2 separate regions of the Homo sapiens genome follow, and region 2 is linked to region 1. A link is an interaction called in ENCODE POLR2A ChIA-PET data of the cell type or tissue named here. Cell type or tissue: OCI-LY7. All regions are shown on one strand. Links, peaks and the distances in the headings refer to the core of each region. The heading gives the core; the rest is flanking DNA. Region 1 has its middle 4.6 kb from the start of PRPF40B. Region 2 has its middle 12 kb from the start of TUBA1A.

Region 1 (2,919 bases), core at 100-2,599:
CTCAAAAAAAAGCAATATTTTATTAGTACACATTTACATTATAAGTTTAATTTCATGATAGCTTTCTATTATAAAGTCATTTAATGTCAACAAGCCTGTTTTCATGAACCCAGAAATTTGATATTCATATGTATATTTTTAAACTACTATTTTAAAACCAGTTAAAATATACTTAAAGTTTCTGGGTAAAAAATGGTAGATTGAACATGAGCATCCAAATTTGTCCACTGAAAACCCATGTAGCCAAGGGATTTTTAAAGGCATAAATCCATAAGGACAGGGAAACAGGAGAAGAGACGAGCAAAATATTTTCAGAAGTGGAAGCCAGATGGATGAGAGATTACTCACTTACACTAGAGAAGGACAGATCCTAAGGCAGCGGCAGAACTCTATGGCAAATGGAATTGGTTGTGCCAGACCAGAGATGGGCAATCTCCTCTGTCTGACCACACTGAGAAGGAAAACCTAGGAATGCTGACATCAGAAGTTCCCAGCCAGATCACTGTGCAAAGAAGCTCATGACTGGCCGGGTGTGGTGGCTCACACCTGTAATCCCAGCACTTTGGGAGGCTGAGGTGGGTGGATCACAAGGTCAGGAGATTGAGACCATCCTGACCAACACGGTGAAACCCTGTCTCTACTAAAAATACAAAAATTAGCCGGGCGTGTTGGCACGTGCCTGTAATCGCAGCTACGCAGGAGGCTAAGGCAGGAGAATCACTTGAACCAGGGAGTTGGAGGTTGCAGTGAGCTGAGATCACGCCACTGCACTCCAGCCTGGCGACAGAGTGAGACTCCGTCTGAAAAAAAAAAAAAGAAGCTCATGACTGACAAGCCCATCCATGTACCACCTGAACAGAGAACAAATGCTTCCAGTCAGCTTTTAGGTGACCCATCCTTAAGTGTGAGCAGACAACCAAGGAGTCTAAGACCTCCAAGAAAAGAATCTAATATAGAAGACAGAGACCAAAACAAAAGAAAAAGAAATTTGGAGCAGAGATTATGTAGAGAAAAAAAAATGACAGAACTATCAGTAACAGCTTCTGAGATAAGATAACCCTGAAACAAAATATGCTATAAAAAGGACAATTCGGAGAATAAAAATAAAGTGAAAGTGATTAAAACCTTTAAAAGATGGAAAAACTCAGAAGAATGGGAAGATAAAGTTGAGGAAATCTCCCAGAAAATAAAGTAAAAAAGATGCAAAGCTAGAGAGAAAAATAAGAAATTAGAAGGACCAGTTCAACAGGTCCATTGTCCAAGTAATAGGAGTTCCAAAAAGGAAAGAATAGAGAAAATAGGAAGAAATCACCAATAGGATGATTCAAGATTATTCCCCAAAAGTGAGGGGCACTGAGTGCCCAGCACAATGGAAGATAATAGCCACTCACCAAGACATATCACTGCAATTTCAGAACATTGGAAACAAGAAGTTCAGAGAGGGGAAAAGTCACCTAGAAAGGACAAGGAATTAAAAGGCTTCAGACTTCTCATTCTCCACAGCAGTGTCAGAAGCTAGAAGACCATGTAGCAATGCCTTCATAATTCTGAAGGAATTCATTACCCAGCCAAACAACCAATCCAAGGGTCACAGTTGAAAAATGACAACAGCAAAAACGCAAAGTTCCAAAATAATTTACTGCTCCCTTTCTCAGGAAGCTTCTGGATGATGGTCTCCTCAAAAAAGCGGGAGTATTATAAATCAAGAAAAACACAGGCACAGGTGGGGATCAGAAGCCGGTTGGTGTGTGAGGGGGTTTTCTCGCTCTAGGGAGATTATTCAAGCAATCACTGTGTCAACAAATACAGATGTTTCCCTTCATATGATGAAAATCTAGGGATCCAAACTTATTTGAAAAGCTAAAGAGGCACCATTCATCCCCACTGGAATGGCAGGTTTTGCAGCAATTGTTGCATATGTATTATACAAACTGAAGAGCAGGGGAAATACTAAAATGTTGCATCATCTGATCCACATGTGTGTGGCAGCCCAAGGCTTTGTTGAAGGAGCAATGACTGTTGGTATGGGCTATCATTCCATGTATCGGGAATTCTGGGCAAAACCTACACCGTAGAAGAAATGCTATCTTGGTTTTGTTGGAGGAGCTTACTTTAGTTAGACATCTCTTTTTTTTTTTTTTTTTTTTTTTTTTGAGATGGAGTCTTGCTCTGTTGCCCAAGCTAGAGTGCAGTGGCACAATCTTGCTCACTGCAACCTCTGCCTCTCGAGTTCAAGTGACTCTCCTGCCTCAGCCTCCTGAGTAGCTAGGATTACAGGTGATCGCCACCACGCCCAGCTAATTTTTGTATTTTTTTTTTAGTAGAGACGGGGTTTCACCATATTAGCCAGGTTGGTCTTGTACTCCTAACCTCAAGTGATCCACCCACCTCGGCCTCCCAAAGTGCTGGGATTACAGGCATGAGCCACCGCGTCCACATCTCATTATTGAAGCTACATATTAATGATTAAAATAAACTATTTGAGTGGGTTCAGCTGATAACACGGCATTGTGAATACTGGCCTTCTTTCTTGCAGGCTTGATTTGCCTGGTGACTGAATTACTAGTGACTAGTTTACTAACTAGGTCATTCAGGGGAGTCAAATTAACACAAAAGAAACATGTCACCTAAAAGATGGTGTTGAAATGTCCACCTTCTTAAACTGTTAGGATAAAATTAGTTCTAAAGAAGATAGCAAACCAACCCTGAAGTACTCCTAGTTTGCTGCAGAATCTTGCATGTTTTGGATGTTATATGAGTTCTATTTGCCCCAGTTAATTTAACTTTTTTCTGCCTGTCTTGTGGACTGGCTGGCTCTTTTAGAACTCTGTCAAAAAAGTGCATGGAGGCTGGGCGCGGTGGCTCACACCTGTAATCTCAGCACTTTGAGAGGCCAAGGCAGGTGGATCACGAGGTCAG
Region 2 (2,919 bases), core at 302-2,801, 420 kb before region 1:
GTGGTGGCTCACACCTATGATCCCTGCTATTAGGGAGGCTGAGGCATGAGAATCACTTCAACCTGGAAGGCGGAGGTTGCTATGACCTGACATCGCACCACTGCACTCCAGCCTGGGTGACAGAGTAAGACTCTGTCTCAAAAAAAAAAAAAAAAAAAAAAAAAAATATATATATATATATATATATATATATATATAAAATAAATAATAATAATAACCTCATATAACACTGTGTTCCAGGCACTATTCTAAGTACTTTAATTCATTTAAGTTAATCCTAACTGATCACTAAATTCTGTCAATTACAATTCAAAATTATCTTAATAAACATTTGCAGAATGAACAATTGAGGAGGCTTCTGAAGCTTTACCAGTCTTTTTTTTTTGGAGATGGAAGTCTCACTCTGCCGCCCAGGTTGGAGTGCAATGGCATGATCTCAGCTCACTGCAACCTCTGCCTCCCAGGTTCAAGTGGTTCTCCTGCCTCAGCCTTCGGAGTAGCTGGGATTACAGGCGTGCACCACCACACCAAGCTAATTTCTGTATTATTAGTAGAGATGGGGTTTTACCATTTTGGCCAGGCTGGTCCCGAACTCCCAGCCTGAGGTGATCCACCCACCTCAGCCTCCCAAAGTGCTGGGATTACAGGCGTGAGCCACCACGCCCAGCCTTGACCAGTCTTATTAGCCAAAGGGCCTACATCAAGGGGAGGACGTGGCAGAATATTTAGGTTGGGCTTTGAACCTCCCTCTTCAAGTGTTACAGGCATAAATCTAAGACTAAAATAGAAGATACCCCCCTATAACATGTTGGAATGATCATGTACACCAGTGTTTCCTAAATGTGCTGAAGTAATTGGGGTGCTGGTTAAAATATGGATCCCCAGTTCCTCCACCAGAGAGTCTGATTCAGTAGGTCTAATTCAGTAAATAATACTCTCCTAGAATTAATAATTTATCATTTTTGAGCTAAACAATTTTAGTGTGCTTGATGTGGTTCAGCTATTTCTAAATTCTGATATCCGCTCGATAAATTTACTGAAAATTACTTTATTTATGGTTGTTAACCCTAAAGACACAACTCCTAGTGAAGCCTAGCCTCAAAGAGCATTTTAAGAAATGTCTCTCCATATTCCCTTTTTAAAATATTTTTTCTTTTTTTTTTTTTTAAACTTCTCTGGAGATAATGCTGGATCCACCTTCCTTTAGATTTAGAAATCAATTATGCACAGGCAAAAGAGAACTTAGAAAAAGCTGCCTAGCTTTTTCTTCATCTGCCTAGCCTAAAAGATCATTTAGCAAACATTTCTCCATTTCCCTGTGGATGTAAACTTTGATTATACATGTGTAGAAGAGAAAGGCTTAGAGAACGCTGTGGGTTTTTTCCTTCATCTGCTTATGTGAACAGCAATCTGTTGTTCTAGTACTGTCTACAGATTATAAGAGATGTAGAGTTTCACTCAAGATAGCATAGCCTGAAATAAGTCCCTTATATGGCAAGACTATTTATGGATTTAGTATATTTTAATAAATAAGCCCACTATTAATCTTTTTAAAATGATTTCAGTATTTTTAGATTTGTAAGAGCGACTTCACTCTCACCCCCATGTTACTAAGCAACGTATTATACAGTTGCTAGGAGACAGACTAGCAAGGTTGGGGGTATTTCAAATTTCCGTTGTCACCTTGCCTATCACATGACTATACCCTAGAGAGTTTTACAGCCTTAGAGAAAAGAGAAAAAAGTTAATGGCACATAGAAAAGAAGGAAAGAGAGATGAGGTTGAGGAATAAAGGAATAGAATAAGGAAAATTGCAAGGTATTTGAGAAGAGTCTGTGAACTTGGCAGGGAAAGGCTATTATGCAATTTCCTTGAATGAGTCATGGAAAAACCTTAAATTGCCAGTGCTGTATTTCATATTCTGTATGCTTCTACCTTTTCTAAAAACAAAATAGAGAATAAGCTTGGAGAAGAAGATCTTTCAGATAGTTTTTCTGAATATTTTCAGAAGAGTGGAAATCAATTATAACTCTTACAGAAGACAGGTATTTACAAATGAGTTTTTCAAAGTCACACATAATTTAAAATCCCCAAGTCAGATAAACAGCTTATTTCCTTCTATTTCTCCCTCAAAATAGTAAAAAAATGACAGTACTGAGAGGAAGGTTAGAATACAAGTGTTCTTAGACAAATTGAGCAGCAAGATGGTCATATAGGCTCTTGGGCAGTATGTGTTTCTGCACACAATTTAAAAAATTTAATACAAAGGAGAGAGAGAAGAAGCCTTTGTACTGTATCTCAAGGACTCTGTATCTGAAATAAGAAACCAGGCTCCAGGTCTCATTGTGTGTATGTGAAAAGTTGAGTCTTTGTGTCATTGTGTCTTCATGGTATTTACTGTTGCTAGCAACCAGGAAGCTCCCTAGTGATTGTCGCTAGGTCCTCCATGCCTCTGTCTGCCTGAAACCTTAGTCAGTGCCAGAAACACCAGAGATAAAAATCGTTGCAAAAAATCCAGCGCACATCATCCCCAGTGGTTTTATAGAAGACGGTTCATCTTGTGTTCAGTGAAAATCTGTGTAAAATGGAGGCTTCACACAGAGCTCATCCTCAGCTTCTTCTTCATCAATGCCAATCTTTCCGTGCAGAGCAGAGTGGACATTGTGATGGTTTAATTAAAATAAGATTTATATCCTAGCGTCATCAGCTTTAACCAATAAAATAATAAATAAATAAATCAGACAGCCGGGCGCGGTGGCTCACGCCTGTAATCCCAGCACTTTGGGAGGCTGAGGCAGGTGGATCACCTGAGGTCGGGAGTTTGAGACCAGCCTAACATGGAAAAGCCCCGTCTCTACTAAAAATACAAAATTAGCTGGGCATGGTGGAACATGCCTGTAATCCCAGCTACTCGGGAGG

Evidence for each region. Peaks named below come from ENCODE experiments on the same cell type or tissue, not always from the same donor. Only the 100,000 strongest peaks of a DNase experiment are listed, where the experiment ranks them.
Region 2: POLR2A ChIA-PET joins it to region 1 with 7 read pairs; 2 of 35 experiments call an interaction of 5 or more read pairs at or near these places.

Annotation. Positions count from the first base shown.
Region 1 is chr12:49,617,541-49,620,459 of GRCh38, forward strand. It overlaps a transcript of FAM186B not described here and the pseudogene HIGD1AP9. Among named protein-coding and RNA genes, the nearest start is that of PRPF40B, 4.6 kb to the right of the region's middle. In OCI-LY7, for the core only: no CTCF peak of the experiment used is centred there; no DNase peak of the experiment used is centred there.
Region 2 is chr12:49,199,670-49,202,588 of GRCh38, forward strand. No RefSeq gene overlaps it. Among named protein-coding and RNA genes, the nearest start is that of TUBA1A, 12 kb to the left of the region's middle. In OCI-LY7, for the core only: no CTCF peak of the experiment used is centred there; a DNase peak (open chromatin) is centred at 1,652.